2 separate regions of the Homo sapiens genome follow, and region 1 is linked to region 2. A link is a loop called in an ENCODE intact Hi-C map of the cell type or tissue named here. Cell type or tissue: endothelial cell of umbilical vein. All regions are shown on one strand. Each heading gives the region's core, and the rest is flanking DNA. Links, peaks and the distances in the headings are about the cores only.

Region 1 (10,932 bases), core at 1,603-9,602, 250 kb before region 2:
ATTTCAACTGAGACTAGCAGATTCATCAACTACAGGCTGTTATCTACTGACTCTCTCTCCACGAAGATAAATGGGAGTTCAAACTCTTTTACAAACCTCTACCTATTCTCCCTTCCCCTCTTTATATCTGTTACATAAATCCTTTATTCAACATTAATTTTAGAGCCTTTACATTTTCTTCTGTTTTCATACAACGCAGTTATTCAGACTTTACTTGGTCTATTTTTAAATAGATTCCATATGCCCTATCAACCCCTTCCTATCTCTGCTTCTTCATTCCCAAGTTCTTTTTATTTATCACTTAGATGATTAATTTTACTCATGAGGCATTTCTTCAGGGACTAGGTCCTTGAATGTTTGAGAATATTGGTTGTTATCTTTATGCATAAATAAGAGCTTGACCAGGTATTAAATCTGTGGGTCACACTATTCCCTGCCTACACACATTCCACCAAAACTCAGACACTGTTCAACTGCCTCCTGGCTTTGGCTATTACCATGATGTCAGAAGCCAGTCTCATTTTCCCCCTTTCGGTGACTTGCTTTTCCTGTCTGGATGCTTGGCGATTCTTTTTTTTAATCTTGAAGCACAAGTAACTTTACTGTTACATACTTATTTGATATTGATCATCCTGTTTCAGTTCTTTTAGAATTCTGTGTTCTTTGAATCTGCAGATTACTAATCCGTTTAATCTCTGGTGGTCTTTTCCCCATGATATATTTGAAATTATTGTCCATTCGTTCTACTCTCTATCAGGCACACCAATAACACATATGTTGGATCTTCTCTGCCTGTATTATCTACATATCATACAGAATTCCTAGTTGAAAGCCTATGGCATAAGCCTAACTTGAAATAGTTTAGATAAAAAGAATTTATCAGAAAGACAATGCAGTACCTCATATAACTTTAGGAAATGTATAAAGTGTAACTGAGCCTGAGGGATAACTGGAACCACAGACTTGAACGCCACCAGGACTGCTTATCTCAACTAGGGCTATTTTTCTTTTGTCTCTTATTTCTGCTTCAATGTGTTGGCTTGGCTGTCAGTATCATAGACAGACCAATTTCTCCCACAAGGCACAGAACATGGCTGCCAACAGCTATAAAGCCTCACATCCTATGACTGACCACCAGAGAGGGATTGCCTTGCTTTCCTTAACTCCAATTTCTAAAAATTCTATGTTCCCCTTCAATTTCTTTAAGTGAATACAGATGTATTTTTCAAGAATTTGTTTACTAAAATAATTCTTAATCTGAAATGTACTTCATTCTGCATGCTTAGAGTAAAGCAGTTAACTAGCTTTGGTTTGCTAATTTATTAGTTATTCATTTATGTTCATTTGATTCAGTTAACTGCTACATAGCTCATTGTCATTTCTTCTTTCTTCCTCTCCACTTCACTGCAGGTTAGAAATCAAAAGATACTGTCCTCTTGTCTCTCTCTCCTCTCTCTCTCTCTTTCTTTCTCTCTGTCTCCATTTTGAGATATTGCACTGGCTTCCTTGGGGATTTTCCAGGTTTTCCCATGGCGTGTCCCAACACGAAAACCTTACAGGATGGGATACTCATGGCCCCCCACTTTCAGTGAAATCTGCACTCTGTTTACAGTCTAAACAGTGTATAACAGAATTTAGCATCCCCTTTGATTTCATCCATATTTCATTATACTCTTAGATTCTAGTCCATAGCTAGGAACTGAGCCATTTCCTAGTTTCACAGATTTTTTTTTTGTTTGCTTTTCATTCTATTTGTTGATTCTCAATTAGTTTCATGATAAGGAATATGGTTAGTATGGCTTTACTTTTCTGAATATCTTCTGCATTCTTAGAAGTAATAGTTACTATTACAATTCTACTTTGGAAAACTTAAAGTTCATTCATTCATCAAATATGCATAGGATATTAACTATCTGCAAGGCACTTTGGGAGGCACTGAAGATACAGCAATGAAGAAGACAGAAATAGTTCCTACCCTCTTGGAGCTTACATTATAGTGGGGAAAACAGACTATTACTATTTTTAAAAATCACAAGAATAGCAGATCAATAAGTAAGTAAAGGGGTAGCTGTTTAAGCAGAGATTAGAGTCCCCAAGTGTTATGGATTAGATTATTCTAGCTAAAGAATCTCTGAGTTGCTTCTCAGTTCAAGGAGAGGCAAAAGTCTCCTTGAAGCTCACTTTATTTTGTGAAGAGTCACTTAAGTCGCCTCCCATAGTGACAGATTGCAAAAATGAGTAAGTACCCTGTATCTGGGTAAGTAGGGCCTTCCTTGGGCATACAACCTAGAAATAACTATCTTTTTTCTTGGGATACCCATAGGCCTTCTGGGAGTGTTCCTTGGGATTCAAAGTTAGCTGTTGGAGTAAACCTAACATTGCCCTGACCAAAATCTTCTGGCAAGAAGGGATACAAATGGCACCAAAAGAATACTCACTAGGCAGGAGCTGTCTGGGTTGGTGTCCCAAGCTCAATCCAGCCCAGGGGATCATGAGGAAGGGTGACTCTAACCCAGCCTATAACCACCATGACACAAAATTATGCTTTGAGAAACAATGACTAAGTGTATGAACGTAAGTCTGTAGGTATATGAATGTAAAATATAACTTCTACATCTTGGGCAGGTCATCATAAATAATCAGTCCCTTTGGGCTGTGCAGGACCATTCTTCAATAGCAACAGTCTTTATCAGCAACAGCTATATTGTACTTTTCGGATTTCAAGTTCACCCTCCACATGGTACATGAGACTAACCCTTTGGAACCCCCAGTTCTTACATAATACACAAAGTGAAGGAAGAGTCCTCAAGAGTGAGAACTGAATTTCCTGGTAATAAAAACACCTGGAAAATAATGTCACTAACTTAATAATTACAAGAGGTATGACTATATTGGGATTTCCCAGAAAGAGTAACACAAGCAGTGACCTGAAGGACAGCAATCAGTTGGCCAGGGAAAGTGAGGAATGCATTCCAAAAAGAGGAGCCAGGAAGAAACCTGGCAGATTTGAGGAAATTAAAAGGGACCAGTATGGCTGAACTGTGGGGAAAAAAAAGAGCTACATTGCTGTCAGTCAAAGATGGTGAGGTAGACAAGGAGCAATATCTATAGGGCCTCATAAGGTATGTTAAAGATCTGAGGCTCTATCCTACAAGCATGCAAATAAACACTTTTTCAGGAGCGGAGTGGCATAATCAGATTTTTATTTGTAAAATATGACTTTAGGGGCAGGATGTAAGAGAATCAAGAGTGTAAAGTAGCAGGCAGGCCAGCTGGAAAGCTATCTGAAGAAGATGGATGCTAACAGGTGGAAGTAAGTATATAGATTTGGTTGTAGGGAATTTAGGAAATTCCCATCAAATGGCTTCCTTCTCTATGAAATAGCAAATAGAAGAGACAGATGACTTTGGGCATTGATGGATTAAAAACAGAGATGAATAAATTTAATCCCAAAGCCTTATGGAAGAAAGCAGGCACTCTGGCCTTACGCAATTCTGCTGAGCCTGCTCTGCTGAGAAGAGTTTGCCCCTTGTGAATCTGGTGTTACTTTATACTGCTAGGTTAAGAATTCTGTATTATTTTGTCAAAATAAATCAAAGTTTCACCCAAGAGATAAAAAGATATAGAAAGAGAACTTTCCATTTGCTTGCCCTTGTATAGCATGTGAATGTACTCTTCCTAAGTATCACCTTCAAGCAACTTCAGAAGAAAAGACTGAAGGAACTTGGGAAATACTTTTTGCAGTTAACCACAGATGGACCCTGGCTAAACCACAAAAAAGAGGGCCTTATTAAAAGCATTCTTAGCTGATGGACCTTTCACCATTAACCTGTCACTTAGGTCAAAAAACAAAAGATAAATGCTATTCCCCAGGTCTAGCGCCACCATCAACATGGAGGAAATGATGAAAGTCCCAGATTACAGGGGAAATTCAACAACCGGTGCCTTTAGGAGAAGAAAGCTGACATTCTGTCCTCATCCCTTCAAAAACATATCCTAAGCAGAAAGAGATCTAGGATCAAAGCTATCTTTAAAGGACTAAAAGGTCTCAGAAGCACTGCTGCCTGCAGGTGTAAAAATAAAGTGACAAAAGTACACTGACAGACCAAATTAGTGATCCCTAAACTTCCTTTTAGGTTTGCCCACTACTCTTCCTATTATGACTCTAGAAAGCCCTTGAGAGGGCATCTCCGGGAGTGTCATTTATGAGAAACCAAGCCAACAGAGAGAACACCTAGTAAGATAATTAGTGGATTTTAGAAAAGAGGAAAAAAAAATAACAAAGTAGTGAAAGTACAGGAGATGGATTCGCCACCATCTAATCAGCGCTACATGGAGGATATAGGTTTTTCACCATGATTTATAGTCAAAGGTTAAAAAACTTCACATTTTTAACAAAAATACCAACCCCCATCTCCCTGGAAGTTGTAACTCTCTGCTTTTGTTGTAATTGGGGTTTACCCATGGGGTTAATTTCCCATTGGATATAAGCCTATGGCCATCTCTACATTGCAGGCAGCATAAAACTGGGGCAAAAAAAGAAATACCTTCTGCATCCGATAACAGAGTTTCACAGCCGGAGTCATAAGCCCCGAGTTCAAATATCAGTTCTGCCATTTACAAGTTCTACGACTGAAGGCAAGTTATTGAAACTCATTCAGCCTCAGTCATCTTGTCTGTGAAAAGGGATTAGAACCTACCTCACAAGATTATGATAAGGAGAAAAAGAGATAATGTACATAAAGCTCTTAGCACAGTGCCTGGCACATAAATAAGTACACAGTAAGGGATAGGTACCATTAGAAATCATTAACTCTCACCTTCACGTTCATTTGTTCGTCTCTGCTGCCTCTGAAGACTTCTTAGGTCTTAGATGCACCTTGCTTACCTAGAACCCAAATATCCTGTCTGCTTCTGCCTATCTCTAGCTACAGGACTCCCTCGTTCCTCCACCAACAATCCCCTGGGTTAAGTTATTACCCATCCAAACTTACAAACTCTGCCGACCCATCCCTCCTGTGTAACTTCCCTCCCTGTCCTGGCCTGTTCCGCATGTTGCCATTCATTTCCAGTGTGACAAATCTGAAGTCAAGTCAGATTGTTTCAGTTAGTTTGAAGGCTGCCTAAAAGGCTTTATTTAACCTACAGAAGCCAAAATCATTATTTACATATAAATAACATCATTGGTCAACTGATTAATAACTTTATACTCAGGACCATGCTAGACTCTCCAACTATATTTAATCCTTCCAAGTTAAGACTCTAGTTAATTAATTATATTTTATCCTTCCAAAATATGACTGCATTTACAAGCAAAGAAGTTACCTCAAAATGCAGCTTCTAAATAGACCCTCAGTTTCTGCATCTTAATTCAACTCCTTGTTATCTCCAAAACGTGAGAGTTGAGAAATAAAAGCCTCTAGGCTACTTTTTAAACAATCTTAGACCCACATTGTCTTAAAATTATCAGAATATCTCTTAGTAAACACTCAATATTTTCACTATTTCATTACTCTCCAGGTATATTTTAAGTCCTTGACTAAATTAAATGAGTCAAGAAAAAGAATCTGAAGTACTAGTAACACAAAATTGGTCTAATGTTTAATGTGTGGTTCATTTAGAGGCAACAACTAAAGATCAGGGTCATTAGCCTTTCCTGTGCCAGATAGCATCTCATAGGATATCTTGACTAAATTCTGCAAACAGTCAATTGAACCAATATTGCATCTTGTAATAGTCATACATGCTTTTACTACTATAAAGATGACTTTTTATTATGTTTCCAATTCAAAATCTATTCTGCTACCCAAGTCTCTTCCACAGCATACTTCTTTAATTTAGTAAATGAAATTTTGCACTAAGAAAGCAGCAAATATTTATATTGCCAAGTGATAGACTGACCTCTAGTGGAAATTTTTTAAATTACTGAGTGAGCTTCTCAGGACTTTAATACAGTTATAACTGTCGAACCTATGACATTGTTAAAATAATGTTTAAGGCTGGGCGTGGCGGCTCATGCCTGTAATCCTAGCACTGTGGGAGGGTTTGAGACAAGCCTGGGCAACATGGTGAAACCCCAACTCTACTGAAAATACTAAAAAATTAGCTGGGGTGGTTGTGTGTGCCTGTGGTCCCAGCTACTCGGGAGGCTGAGGTGGGAGGACTGCTTGAGCCCAGGAGGTAGAGGTTGCAGTGATCCAAGATCGAGCCATTGCATTCCAGCCTGGGTGACAGAGTGAGACCCTGTCTCAAAATAATAATAATAATAACAATGTTTAAAACATTACTAATAAAATTTACTTCTTAAGTCAATTCAAGCATAGACTAGGGTTAACAGTAGAGACTCTGGTTCAGAGCTCACCTCTGCCACTTTCTAGTTATGTAACGTTTATCTGGCTCCCCATCTGTAAAATGAAAAAGTGAATATTACCTACCACATGGGGTTATCATGAAGATCAAATTAGTCAAAATATGAAACATATCTAGAACACAGTAAGGTACACAGTTCAGTGCTATAATATTATTAGTTATTACTATTTGTGGCTGCAAGAAATTATGGCTGGAGGCAAATAATAATTTCAGAGAATATAAAGAAAAACAAAAGAGTCTTTACAGGAACACATTTCTTTAGGGATTGGCTATAACAAACCAATATAGCACCAATACAGCTATTCCTCCCATTTCCCAAAATATATGAGCTATGCCTATATAAACAGAGGAACGGGGAAAATCAGAAGCACATAACTACACCTGGGTAACCTTTTGTAGGAAATACTGGGAAGTCTTTTCATTGTCCCAATATGGGCATGATGAATAACACCAGATTCTATCCTTTAAACCAAAAACAAACTAACAGCTCCAGTCCATGTGGGTCTTTCCAGGCTTTGAACTCCTTTTACATTTAGCACCTAGCTACACACTAAATTAGTCATCAGTCTCAGATTATCTGAGTCATACAATGTAGCACTTTTCTATAATTAACTTATTCTTTGGGCTTATATTACAAGATTCTGAACTTTTAAAAACAATATTCAACGGCTTCTACAGCAATATATCTGACTAATGACTAAAAAATGCCTCCCTACAAAGTTAATAATATAGTCTCCACCTCTTTTTCCAAGGAAAATCCAAATCAGCAATTATTTTCAGCTTACAGGAATGTGCATAAAATTGAAAGATGGTCTATAATTCCAAGGTACTTCCTTAGTACAAAATAATTGCCATCCAGAGAAAAATAGCTTGTTTTTATCATAAAACAATATGATCACTAAATAAAATACAGTTCTTAGTTCCTTCCATCACAGTCCTGAAGTACCCAAATTCATTTTAGTAATTCACATTTTCTATTCTGGGAACACTCCAAGTTGCAATTCAGTTATTCAATGTAAACATGAACTCATTAAAATGGCATAAAAGTTCCTCCAAAGTATTATTCATAACATTTACATGTATTTACTACAAGAGACTAAAAAGAACTGATTTATGTAACTGGGATCATAAATCGTGGATAATGAATTATATATGTAAAACCACAACTCAAAAACAATTACAAAAATGAATACCACAGTATGGTCAGACAACTTCTAGAAAGCATCAGACATATTGTAACATAATTCGCTCTGCTATTAAAAGTCATCAATAAGTGTGGTGCTATTAAAGCATGTATTTCAAGATAACAGCAAAAATTAGACGTTTGAAGTTTTTTGAAAGCTTGAGTTTATCTGGAAATATAAAAGCAAGAAAGCTATTTATTATAGTATTTGATACTTCACTAAGTACAGTTCCATAAAACTGTGGCCCTGAACATTTCCCTAATAACTGTCTAGGAAATATAATGCAGCAGAAGGAAGATTGATTCTGATACTACAGAGAAAAAGTCTTATTCCCTTACATATCCTTTGTAGACAGACCTTAATGGATTATGTGCTATATTACCTTCTTATTTTTCTTGTACTAAAGCAACATTTATATTATTAAGATTGGAACAGTAACAATTCAGTTCCACCAAAGACACTAAAGATGACAAGGAAACTATGTACCTAGGCAAAGACCTAAGGAAAAGTATGTATAGTATAAATTTCCTTTTTAGGAGTTATAAGACATAGACATTCAAATAGAATAAAGCCCAGTGCTCCCAAGGAATATTATCTGGAGAAGGTCCCCAAAATGACTTCTTAAAAACATCACAAGGCATGAATTTACCAAGGTTTATTCTATGATTCTCAATCTGGCTGCACAGTTTATAGAAATTGGCAAAGTGATACTAGCATGCATCAGTAAAGGCAAAGGTCCCAGAAAAGCCAGAACAATCTTGAAAAATAACAAAATTGGAAGACTCACACTACCTTGTTTTAAGACTCACTATCAAGCCACAGTAATCAAGACACTTTGGTATTGGTATAAGAATAGACAAATCAATGAAAACAGAAGTCAACTGATTTTTGACAAGGCTGGCAAAGCAATTCAACAACACAAGAAAAGTCTTCAACAAATGGTGCTGAAACAGCTGTATATCCATAAGGGAAAAAAGAAACTGAACTTCAACTCCTATCTCACACCACCCACAGACATTAACTTGAAATAGATCATACACACAAATGCAAAAGCTAAAACTAAAAACTTCTAGAAGAAAACACAGAATGTTTTTATGACTTTCAGGTAAGTTAAAGATTTCTTAGAAAGAACACAGAAAACATTAGCCATAAGAGAAAAACTGATAAATTAGACTTCATCAAAATGTAAGACTTCTACTCCTCAAAAGACACCATTAAGAAAATCAATAGGTGGCCAGGAATGGTGGCTCACACTGGTAACCCCAGCACTTTGGGAGGCCAAGGCAGGCAGATCACTTGAGCCCAGGAATTCAAGACTACCCTAGGCAACATGGCAAAACCCCATCTCTACAAAAAATACAAAAATTAGCCAGGCATGGTGGCACACTCCTGTGGTCTCAGCTACTCGGGAGGCTGAGATGGGAGAATCACTTGAGCCCAAGGCTACAGTGAGCCGTAATTGTGCCACTGCACTCCAGCCTGGGCAACAGAGTGAGACCCTGTCTCAAAAAAATAAATAAATAGATAAATAAAAGAAAACGAATAGGCAAGCCACGGACTGGGAGAAAATATTCACAATACATATATCTAAAAAAAACTTGTATCCAAAATTAGAATTCCTACAACTCAAAAATAAAAAGACAACCTGTTTTCAAAAAAATAGGCAAAAGAACAGATACTTTATAAAGGATATATGAGTGTTCAATTAATAGATAAAATTTTCAAAAAATTATTAATCATTAGATAAATGTAAGTTAAAACCACAATGAGACATCCCTACACATCGTCCAGAAAGATTAAAGTTTAAAAGACTGACAAAACCAAATATTAGGGAAGGATGTAAGGTTCTTGCAACAAGAACCCTCATTTGTTGATGGCGGGAATGTAAAATGATAAAACCACTTTGGAAAACAGCTTTTCTATAAGGTAAACATGTAATCTATCCTATGAATGAATAACTCCAATCTTAGGTAATCACCAAAGAAAAATAAATACATATGTCTACAAAAAGCCTTATCCAAATATATAACAGCTTTGTTTGTAGTAGTCAAAAACTAGAAACAACCCAAATGAATGTCCAACAACATGTGAATGGATAAATCGATGGTGGTATACCCACACAATGCAACACCACTCAGCAATAAAAATGAGTAAGTTATGGGTGCACACACGTAGTACTGTATGATTCCATTTACATAGAAAATGCAAACTAATCTACAGTGACAGAAAAGCATTCAGAGGTTACCTGAGAATGCAGAGGAGGGCCGAGAGAGGCAGGATGGAGACATTAAAACGGACATAAGGGAATTTTGGGGGGGTGATGGATATGTTCACTATCTTCATTGTCTGGCAGTTTCATGGATGTGCACATATATAAAAATCAAATTGTACACTTTAAGCATAGGTAGTTTATTGCATGGCAATTACATCTCAGTAAAAGCTGTTACACACACACACAGACACAGAGGACAGTTCTGCTTCTGATCAAGATAGAGTAACGGGGGACAGATCTCACCCTTCTGCCATAAACTGCTAGAAAACTGGACAAAATACATGATACAATGGTTTTTGGACCATCACACAAGACACAGCACTGTAATACCTGGGAGAGGGAAAGCAAACATGATGAGTTCCATGATTGCACCAGTTTAACACATAGAAGCAGTTTCCAGAATGCAGCAAATTCCCCAAAAGCCCAGCAGTTTAGCTTAGTTGAGGGTAAGAGCTGCACAAAAGACAGCTTCCGAAATCTGCAGGAGCATGCACATGAGTCTCGGCTAAGAGCTGATACAAGCATATGTGAGGCCAAAACTACCTAAGTTGGAAAAACCTTGAAAACAGCACGCTAACTAGAATAAGCCAGATACAAAAGAACAAACATTGTATGATTCCACTTATATGAAATATCTAGAATAAGCAAATTCATAGAGATGGAAAGTAAATTCAAGTTTACTAGGGATAGGCGAGGGGAGAATAAGGAGTTACTAGTAAAGTTTAAGAGTTTCTGTTTGGGGTGATAAAAATGTTTTGGAAATAGTGATGATGGTTATAACAAATTGTGAATGTAATTACTGTCACTTAATTATACACTTAAAAATGGTTAAAATGGGGCCAGGCATGGTGGCTCACGCCTGTAATCCCAACACTTTGGGAGGCTGAGGCGGGTGGATCACGAGGTCAGGAGATCGAGACCATCCTGGCTAACACGGTGAAACCTTGTTTCTACTAAAAATACAAAAAATTAGCCAGGCGTGGTGGCGGGTGCCTGTAGTCCCAGCTACTCAGCAGGCTGAGGCAGGAGAATGGTGTGAACCCGGGAGGCGGAGCTTGCAGTGACCCAAGATCGCGCCACTGCACTCCAGCCTGGGCGACAGAGCGA
Region 2 (10,932 bases), core at 1,999-9,998:
TTTCTTTTTCTTTTTTCGCTCTATGCCCTCCTGGCCCCTTCTCCACTTTCCATGGTCCCTCCAACTCAAAGAACTCAATTATCTGCCTGCAGATTTCCCCTTCCCCTCCTCGCAGCCTGCCCTAAACACACCCTCCTCCCAAGCCCATGCAGAGGCACAGAAGGAAGGCCAAGCCAGGGCTCGGAAGGGCTGCTGCCAGGCCTCCTCCAGCCTCAACTATGTGTTCCCCGGGCTTGGCTGCCTCGGCCGACTCTCTTAGGCCCAACGATGGAAATGGGGACGTTTCCAGGGCAATGACAGTTAACAGCTAAGAGGAGTGACAGGAAGGAAGATGTATTCTTCAATCCTTCAGTCCCAACTGCCCCACAGGGAGGTGCTTCAGAAGGCCCAGGCCTCAGAGCCTCCCATCTCCCTGAGGTGCCAGGTGGACCTCCCGTAATGCAGTTCTTAGAATCAGATGCGGTGGGGAGTGGGGCACAGCCTCTCTTAGGTCTAGGCTACCAGTGGGGCCATGATACTTGGATTGCCCTCCTGAATCTGTACACCCCGCCCTTCATTCCAGGGAAAGAGGCTGAACCAGCAGAACCAAGGGTGTCCTTGGCCTGTTCTCCAGTGTATTTCAAAGTTTCATCTTCCCGGGGTGACTGATATCTAATTTGAGAGAGAGAGAGCCCAAGGGGAGAAGGTACAGGAAGCGGAGTAGAAGGAGGAAAGAGGGAGTGAGAACAGGAATGTTACTTTTTAATCCTTAAGGAACATAGACAGATCCAATTTGTGACTCAGCTCTGGGAAGCCGGACTGATGGGAGTCGGGGAACAGCTGCAGCCCCAATCTAAGCTGTGGGCAGCTTCTCCTTCAGGCCTTAGAGGCTGTTGTGACATGACTCAACTAGAAGGGGAGCTGCTTGTTTTGTTTCATTTTTTTAATCTGCCTACTATGGGTCTGCTCAAGGGCTTCTTCCCAGACACCACTCCGGGATATGGCTGGCAGGTCTTCCCCATCCTACAGTAAAGCTGGGGCTGTGGGTGACGCGCTCTAGTATGCCATACGCCCTTTCGACTCAATGAGGACAGACCTGGGACTCTCCTTGCCTGGAGTCTCCCTTCCCCTGCTCTTCCATTCCTTGGCACAGTCCCATGGCATATCAAGAATCTCTGCCCTTGGAATTCCCACTTCCTTGTTTCTTTTTCTTTCCCCATAAGCTGTGGCCTTATGAGTTCCTGAAAGACCTGCCCAGCCCCCAAGAAGCCTTTCGGAGCAATAACACTTTCTCCCAGTTAGAACCCTGCCTTCTAAACCCAGAATGAAGGAGAAAGACCCCTTTGCCCACTGCAGAGTGTGCCCAGCAGGACCCAGCAGGATGAGGGAACCAGGCCTGGCCTCTTTTCCAGCTGCTAAAGTTTATGGTGCCACAACTCTACAGGCAGCTGTGGGACACAGGAAAAGCGACGGGTCTTTTGGAATACCTCTCCTCTATACTATATATAAACACATGAGTCAGGTGACCAAGGAAAGCTTCCTCCCTGCAGGATCGTCTATGAGGCTCCAGTTTTATGGCAAACATCACTCTTATGAAACGACCCAACCCAAGGAAAGCAACATTTGTTTCCTTAAACATCCTGAAGAAGTCTTTTCAGATTTTTCTCATGTTTACTTATAAATGCAGAAAGGAAGAAGGCACTTTATAAAATGAGAGAACCAGAACAGAGAGGCAAAGTGACTTTCCAGAGAGAGTTGGGTCATTCCTCAAGCTTCAATTCACAACACGGTTCGTTAGATAGGACGTGACTTGTTTCAAACTACTTTCATGGAAGTTATCCCACTGGCTCCTCCCAACAGTCCTGTGAAGTTGTTCTTATTACCTCCATCTCACAGGTAAGAATCTGAAGCTCCTATTAGTTAAGATACTTGCCCGTGGCCGCCCTATGGGAACAGAATCTAGCCGTCGACTCAAGTCTAGCAACCCAAATCCATTATTCTTTCTGCTATACCAACAGAAGGAGCAGCAGCTCCTGAAACTGGGTCTCTGCTAGCCCTCTTCACAGATGTGGGGATGGTAAAATTGAAGAGCTCCAACTACACACACAAGTAGAAAAGAAGGCTGAGGTTCTGGATTTACACTGCCAACTGAAGGGGCCACTGGCTCAGTGTTATGCCACATCCCTCCAGCAAAATGTAGGTTTCAACTAAGCAAAGGATCCCTGGAGTGTATGTAGCAAGAGGAATAACTTCAGAAGTGGACCGTCTGAGGTCCAGGGCCATGGAGTTCACCCTTGTGGACCCTCAGGCCACAACCACGATGTATACATGTACTCATTTTAGGGAGCCGGAACTGGGGACATGGCCAGTGCTTGCATTGGCAAGCTGATCCGAAGTTAATCAGAATGCCCCCTCATTGTTTGCCAGAATACAAAAGACATTCTGTTCAGAAAGTTCAAGAAGAAAAACTGAAGAACCAGGACAGCAGCTGTTCCCTCATCCCACAGAGAAACCAAAGGCATTTGCAAAGTTCCCTGAGGCCAAGAAGTGAATTTAAGACATAACATGGCTCAAGTGGAAGCACAACCCCTGATGGGTCTCCGTTGCAGGAAGTGTTTGCTGCATTCATCCTCCTCATAATATTACTGACAACCCCACTACCCTATCACCTATAAAACTGCCTTTCTGGGAGGGTCTCCTTTCCAAGGCCACACAGCTCACCATGTACCACTCCTCTAGGTCAGAACAAGTTTTACCAAAACTTAGGACAATCAGTGTAGGAGTGCACAGCGTGGACACTGCGTGCCCTGAGATTTGGTCAAAATGTAACCAAAGGAATCCACCCGGCACAACTACAGTGCCTCATGTTCCCCAGCTCTTAGCAGCTGCTGCTGAGAGCTCACTCTGGGACATCTGGATGAGAAACCTGTTTGCAGGCCCCCCAACCCCAAGCCAGCCCCCTCCTCCACCTCTTAGGAAAGTCTGTGATCGACCTTTTGATGTGGGAGGACAGCTTGATTCTTACCAAGCTGCCTGGAAGAGAGAGAGTGCAAAACCCCAGCTCAGGCATCCCTGTGACAGTCCCTCTGTCCTAATAAATGCTCTAGAGGGACTTGGAACTCACCACAGGCTCCTGGCTGAGCTTAATTAGCCTTTTTTTTTTTTTTTTTTCCATTACAGGTCAGACATAGCAGCACCAAGAGACAAAACAGACAGTGTTCACTAGGACGAACAAGCGGCTCAAAAGGCACTGGAGTTTCCCTGTAAGAACTACAAACACCACGGGAGTGATGTTAACTCAGATTTTTCCATATAAAAGATTCTTCCTGTAAAAATATCCTGTGCCTTTGTGCTAAATAAAAGTAAAATGATGCTTTTTAGAGTGAAGTCTAAACACCTCAGATTCAGCAAGAGTGAGATCAGCTAGATTTGCAAAGTCAAGAAAATTGGCTGTTTCCCTCCTCCTTAAGCTAATAGAATCCAACTGTTGGAGCATGACATCATTCCTGAGCCCCAAACCCCGAGCAGAGACTACAGACACTCGCCTGACTCCCAGAAAACAGCCGGAGAGAAGGGCCAGGAAAGGAGGCCAAATGATCCCAGCCCGGAGCTGCCCTTACCTGAAAGTCCCGCTGCTTTCCTGCCCACTCCATTCTCACACCGCAGCCGGCTAGGGAGCCCAGGGCCCCCAAATCCACTGGCTTAAGCTCCGATACCTGCTGCGAGCTTCCCACAGCTCCTTCCTCTGACCTTTCGTGGCGCTCCTCGCAGCCAAGTGAGCAGAGCACTGCTAGCCGGCCAGGCCGGTTGTCATGGAGACCCTGTCCTCGCTAGGCGGGCGCGCGCACAGCGGCGCGCTCTTGGCCTAGCGCGTGCACAAGGGCGCTCTCTTTTTCTTTCTTTCTCACTGTCTCTCTCTCTCTCTCTCTCTCTCTCTCTCTCTCAGTTCTGGGAGGCTTCCATGAAACAGCACTGTCTTTTGATCAGCTCGGTTTTTGCATGCATTCCACTCCTCCTACCTCCCTTCCAGTCCAACAGGGGCTCTGAACTGCTCCTGGGAACTTGCTTGAACAGCTCAGAGGGGAGAAGGGAGAAGACAGTGAGTGGACTTGTTTTCTTCCCCTCCAGTGTCTCATTTTTTATAACTTGGAAGAATCCCTGCCAGGGGGGAGGGAGCTAGCTGAAGCGCTTGAAGGGGACCCAGCTTCCTCTGGGTCCTGGAGCTCGGGTAGGAGGGACCCTGATGCGCTGCCTTGACTTGTTTGTGCACTTGGGATTTTTCCGGGCAGCAGTTGGGGCGGAAATGCACTCACATCCCAGGAGCTCGCCTGGACTGGCCTCTCTGCTTACCTTGCTGCCTGTCCAGGTTGTGGCGATGGCTTTAACCAGTGCAGGGACTCATGGTACTAGTGGTGGCGCCTAAGCAGTCTCTCATCTTCCTGAAATGGAGAGCAAAGACAACTCGGTCAGGACCAGGAAGAATCCTGGGCAAGTCGAGAGTCACAACCCAGACGACAAACCTGATACAAATACAGCCTTGTCTCTCTGCCCTGCTAAGGATCTGCAGCTAAGGTGCAGGCTTAGTGGGAGCTGCTGTCACAGTCGGTAATAATATTGCTCCTGTCAGAAAATGAGCACAGTCCCTGGGACACGGCAGACCCCCTAAGTTTAGTCCCATCCCCATCCCCATCCTGTCCCTTCCTCTCCCCCCTACCCAGCATACATTTCTGCTTTGTAACATTCTTTTTACATGTATCATTTTGTTTGATCCTCATAACCTTTTGAAATACACTGCACAGATATTTTTATGACCATTTTTTCAAGTTTATTTATTATTCTTCTTAAATTTCTTTTAGAGACAGGATCTTGCTCCATTGCCCAAGCTGGAATGCATTGGTGCAATCATAGCTCACTACATCATCAAACTCCTGGGCTCAAACAACCCTCCTGCCTCAGCCTCTGAAGTAGCTGGGACTACAGGCATGCACCACCACGCCTGGCTACTTTTTTAATTTTTATTTTTATAGAGACAGGGTCTCACTATGTTGCCCAGGCTGGTTTTGAACTCCTGGCTTCACGCAATCCTCCTGCCTCAGCCTCTCAAAGTGCTGGGATTACAGGCGTGAGCCAGCATACTGGCCTTATGACCATTTTATAGATGGAAAAACTGAGACTCAGAGAGATTAAACATTTGATCTGCACTTATACAGTTAGGCAGTCAAAGAACTAAGAGATCAGCCAAGTTCGCCCTAGTCCAGCACACTTTCAACTAAAGTATATTGCCACCTGATTTCAAAAACTGTCAACTTTTTGATAACTGGTTATGAGATAACGCTGGGCTCCCAAGGGAAGGTGGAGAATCCTTGTAAGTTGTGGCGAGATAGGCTGACTACCATCCTTTCAGCCTAAAGACCTTAAGACAGCATCTCTAAGATGTAAAACGTCCTGATGCACAGCTCGGAGAAAAAGCCCTACCCTACAGCTATATGTGACCTTGCACTTTTCTAAACGACTCTCAAAATCTTGGCTCGTCTGTTCAACATGACAGGTCTGAAAGTTAGGATTGGCATTATTATACTAATTTAACAGATTTTTTTTTTTTAATTCTACAACAGAAGTAAAATTACTTGCCCCAGGTCATGGAACCAGGAAATAAAATCTAGAAACAATCCCCAAGCCTTTCAAGTCTCTTGAGTACATTAAGCACAGTGGTTGCAACAGCACCAGGGGTCAGAAGACCTTGGCAGTGCCTGACTCCACCACTAACGGGCCATGTGCCATTGGGCAAGTCCCATGACTTCCCCCTTTCCACCTACAGAGCCTACTGACAGGGCTGGGACTGAGCATCGGAAGAGATGCTGTCCGTGAAAGCACTCTCAAGTCAGGAACTGAACTAAGAACTTTACTCCTCTTGACAACTCCTCACCAAAAACAAACAAAAAACACTGGGACAGTTAATACCCTCCCCAGGATGAGGACACTGAGGCTTAAGGAGGATATTTTCCAATGCTGCTCCCAAAAACAGTGCTCCCAAAAAAAAGGTCCTGATGTTATTTATTTATTTATTTATTGACACGAGGTCTTATTATGTTGCCCAGGCTGGTCTTGAACTCCTGAGCTCAAGCAATCCTCCCACCTCAGACTCCTGAGTAGCTGGGATTATAGGTGTGTACTACCACACCCAGCCTGATAGAATCTTTAATGCAACATCCTATGCAGAATCTAGTGGGTTTTTTTCATTAATTTCCAGCATATCACAACATTCTCAAAACAAGATTCTGATTGACTTGAGTTTAAAAGGTAAATATATACCAGAAGTTAAGGTAGGAAAGTGTTATAAAATCCAACAGGAAATGACAGAATGGCACAAATCCTAAATGGGGGGCACTACTGCTTTAGTGAAGCAATCAGAGCTTGAAAGGGAGTGAACCTAATCACCCACTATAAATCCCCAACCCCACCCAAGCCCCAGCTGAAGAATCCCAAGTCTACAAAGAAAGACAAAGAAAGACAAGACAGAAGGGCAAATGCAGTATCATCAAATCACTAAATTTCCGCCTCTTCCTTGTCCAAAAGGCATCCCTCTGCTCTCCTCCTGATCCTCAAAATGCACATTCCACTTGCCCAGTCTCCATCCTGAGAAAGAAGGGGTGATCCCACCCCTTTCTATAATAAGATAATATTAATAATACAGTAGTAACATCAGTTAACACTTGTTGAGCACCTACCATATGCCAGGCATTCTTTTAAGCAGTATGAGGGGCCAGGGGTCAGGACTGAGTACTAGAACTGATACAAGTCAGTTCCTGAAGTAATCCAAACTTAAGAAGCCCTCCAAACCAGACCCAGAATGCGGGCCATGCTCCCCCTAGTGGCATGCTGGAGTTATGGAGGTTCCTTAGGGCCTTGTCCTGGGGGAAGGGACAAAGGAAGGGCCCCATTACTGAGAGAACTGGAATCCCTGCTTGGGTAATGCTACTGTGTACACACTCCTTGAACTGGGCAGAGTCAGGGACAGCTGAATCCCACCACTGCCTCTGCAAGGCTGGATTTAGACCAATCCTACCTGACCCTTCTGAAGGATAAGGATTTGACAACCTTATATAAGCTCTCTGCTGTCTACTGAGAGGCCTGCAAGCATACATGTGCCAGAAACCTGGGAGACATCCTCAACTCTCCCTTCTTATTTCTGCCCACATCCAACCCATTTCCCAACTGCAAACAATTCTACTTCCAAAATATATCTTTTATCTGTCCACTTTTCTCCACCTCTGATGCTACCCATCTCTCACCTTAATTATTGCAAAAACCTCCTAATTGCCCCAGCTTCCACTCTCCCCTCACAAAGTCATTAGAGCTGTCTGAATCACCTTTTTTTTTTTTTTTTTTAACACCAGATCAGGTCATTTCCTGCTTAACACACTTCATTGACTTCCCACTACACTTAAGATAAAATCTAACTTCTTACCAGGACCTACAAGGCCCAGCATGATTCTCCTCCTGCCTTCTTTCAGCACACTTCCTGCCCTTCCCTGTCTGTGCATCAGCCACATACAACTGCTTTTAGTTCCCCTGAGGTGTCATATTTTTTCCAGGTTGTTTCCCGTTGCTGGGACACTCCCCTACCAAGCAGTCTTTGCCTGGATAGCTCTTACTCACCTTGCCTCACCTTGACTCTCCTGTCTCTTGACTTTCACAATCCTCCAATCTAAATGAGGCTCCCCACACTTATCCTTCAGAGCACTCACCATGCTGTGTAATTATGCATTTATACAGTTATCTGCTTAATCTCAGTCTTCCCTCAGAAGAGTTCCTTAGGATACGAACCTTGACTATTTTGCTAACCACCAATATTCCCTGCACTTTGTGCAGGGCCCAGCTCACAGCTGGCACTCAATAAATATCTGCTGAATGAAATGCATAAAACCCCATTTCTTCCTGTCCGACAGGAAGAAGAAACTTAGAGCAGCTATTTCATGTCACTCATTGCCTCTTTTCATCGACTTACAAACTATAATTACATTTCTTTTCCTCATGTGCCTTGCCTGTGGGCACAACCAAAAATTCCTGTAAAGCCTCCCTGTGGTTTGTTTCCCAGAACTTTCCTGGTAAGGTCACTCTCCTGGGGCTGCCCTCCAGGGTTTTACAGCTGCTCCCATTACCAGTGCCCACTCACAGGCCTCCACCACCACCGGGTCATTGCCAGACCACTGTGTAGGAATGGCCCAGCTCCCACGATGACAAGGTTCTCTCAGGCCAGCAGCTCCAAGGACAAAACACCTCCTCTCCCCTCCATGGTGCAAGACACTGTGCTTGTAAAAAAATACATTTTTACTAAAAAAAAAAGTCTTATGTTTCATAATTTGGAGATGGTTGTAAAAAGTTCAGAAAAAAAGGGTTCTCTTACTAAAAAGAATTTTGAACACTACAGTCTGGTGGAAAAATGAAGGTCTAAGTAACACCAACAGCAGTGTGACTACATCCAACGTTCCCTCTTCTGGCCTACGCTCCCACCCAAATCTGAAATCCTCTGGCTTCATCTCTTGCCCACACCTCCCCTGCTACCAACCACCCGATTACAGGCACAACCACAGTGCACTGCCTGGTTCTTTGAACACTGCCTGCATTTTCCTCTCCCTCCCTCTATGGCTCATGCTGTTACCTTTATCTGAATGCCTCTCCTTCCCCCACTAACAAAATCTTACTGCCTTCAAGGTCCAACTCATTTATCACCTCCTCTGTAAAATATTTTTCAATCTCCTGATAGAATCTGTTTGTCTCTTCTGCAAATCAACAGCAGTTTAAAGATGCCTTTACTATAGCGTTGATATCACTTTATCACTGTTACTTGCACACCTGTCTCCCCCACAGACCTGAGCTCCTCGAGGTGTATCCACTTTAGTATTTCATTCAATGTATGCAATAAGTGTGTGTGAGATAAACGAATCATTGAAAAGACTCTCCAAACAAACAAACAGAAACAGCTATTTCCTCTCTTAAGGTGAGGGAATTTGAGTGGATGGACCTACATTGTACAAGAAAATACATATATGTAAATCGGATTTTGGATTAGGTCACTAGAGGGGTTTATAGTACTTTCTTGTCTCTTTAAAGACAACTGAAATTCTGAACCTGAAAACACAGGAACAGAGTAAATCTTTTCAAGTCATTCCTTACTTTGGGATCAAAGAAATTCAAGTAAAATGGGCTGTTCTTTCAATATTATTGGTTGGATCTTAGAATGCCTAAGAAATGGCAGTCTAATTTCAAATGCCTCTGGGAAGCCTAGTTTCTAATGCCCCCCAGACTGGGGTCCAGTGGTATTCCCACTGAAAACATCCAGTTCTACCAAATTAATGGGTGATCAGGTCAAGTGCAGTGGCTCACACCTGTAATCCCAGCACTCTGGGAGGCTGGGGTGGGAGAATTGCTTGAGCCCAGGAGTTCAAGACTAGCCTGGGCAACATAAGGAAACCCTATCTTTACAAATAATAATTTTAAAAAATTGGCTGGGCATAGTGGCACACGCTTGTGGTCTCAGTTACTTGGGAGGCTGAAATGGGAGGATCGCTTGAGCCTGGGAGGTTAAGGCTGCAGAGAGACATCATCGCATCACTGCACTACAGCCTGGGTGACAGAGCAAAACTGTGTCTCAAAAAAAAAAAAAAAAGGTGGGGGGAATCAAACATATTCCTCTCCACCAATTCTCCTACACTGGGTTCTAGCTGCCATTTATAGAAGAGCCCTTAAGGGCTTTACAGTTTTCCTCTTCTGCCTGTGAATGGCAATGTGGTCAAGAGGGAAGCTTTTAAAATTCAAGAGTAGACAGCTAGCAGGCTGGAGCCCAGTCCTGGCTTCCAGCTTTCTGGAATGGTAAAATCCTAGGCAAGTCCCTGTCTCCCTTAGGGGCCTTTGCTTTTTCCTCCACATGAGAGGGCTGGACTAGCTGTTCAAGCATCCTTCGGCTTGACTGTCCTACTGCATCATTCTACGCAGTCACCCAGTCCTACTGCTTTCTAAGTCCAAAGCAGCAGAAAGACTCCTTTCAGCAGAGCCCCGGGCTTGGGGCTTTGGGATCAGACAGAGGTCCATCACCAATGAACAGTAGCCTTTTTTAGAAGAAAAAAAATGGAAGACTCAGGCTTCCTGCCTAAGGAGGGCTGGACAGAGAAGAAAGGTGCTAAATTACAGAATGGGGAAATTAGGAAATGGCCTGGAAGAGGACTAAGGCTCCTGCTGAGGTCCTTGCTCAGACTCACCCCTATCCATAAGTCTGAGACAAAGTTGCCTTTACAAAGCAGACATTGAACAGCTGACAATACCTAAGTTCTCTTGGAAGACAATCTGTCTACTGCAAATCAAGCATTCTCTACCTGGGTGCTATGAGGGCCTTCAGATCAACAAAACAAATGTCTTCCTCAAGATGGCAATCCTGGGCCCCCTCCACCTGGAAGCCACATCTGGCAGGACCTGCACAGTGTTGACCACTGCCACACAAACTTTGCTTGCACAGCCTTCCTAGGAAGGCAGAGAAATACCCATTCTGTGGTCAAGTCCTAGTGTTTTATGATAGGAAGTTTTCCCAGGTCCTTACTCCTGACCTAATTCCCCCTGCCTCTCCTACCACCAGCACCCCACCCCTGACCTTAAGGCTCTGAACTAGGGAAGTGTGGAATTCAGTCTATAATTCTTCTAGACCCCACAGCCCTGCAGTGAAGCAGCTACCACACACCTTCATGCTAGGTTGCGCCCCCTCTCCTTCAGTCTGCCAGTCATCCAGCCCTAGTTCACCTCCGCTCAGCTCACAACCCTCCGTATAAAGCTCAATGTCCAGATACTCACAACATAGGTACTCACAGCTTGCTTCAGTTTCTTGGAGTCTCTGTGATAACGTTAATATATAAGCCAATTTTCTGAAATCTCTCAAATCCACAGGCCCCTGACCACTGTCCC

What was found. Hi-C counts contacts between places; a loop is a spot of excess contacts. Peaks named below come from ENCODE experiments on the same cell type or tissue, not always from the same donor. Only the 100,000 strongest peaks of a DNase experiment are listed, where the experiment ranks them.
Region 1: a loop joins it to region 2, with 7 times the contacts of the local background. A loop is called at or near these places in 5 of 110 quality-filtered maps.

The regions. Positions count from the first base shown.
Region 1 is chr11:8,560,890-8,571,821 of GRCh38, forward strand. All of the region lies in intron 1 of STK33 (serine/threonine kinase 33), which reads right to left. Among named protein-coding and RNA genes, the nearest start is that of STK33, 28 kb to the right of the region's middle. RefSeq lists an enhancer at 6,028-6,107. In endothelial cell of umbilical vein, for the core only: a CTCF peak has its summit at 5,906 (motif pointing left); a DNase peak (open chromatin) is centred at 5,872; H3K27me3 peaks cover 555 bases.
Region 2 is chr11:8,806,918-8,817,849 of GRCh38, forward strand. It overlaps DENND2B (DENN domain containing 2B), which reads right to left and starts at 3,757. Exons shown (of 20, transcript NM_213618.2): 1 at 3,600-3,757. It overlaps DENND2B-AS1 (DENND2B antisense RNA 1), which reads left to right. Exons shown (of 5, transcript NR_120590.1): 5 at 3,160-3,359. In endothelial cell of umbilical vein, for the core only: a CTCF peak has its summit at 6,855 (motif pointing left); a DNase peak (open chromatin) is centred at 6,844; H3K4me3 peaks cover 348 bases; H3K27ac peaks cover 284 bases.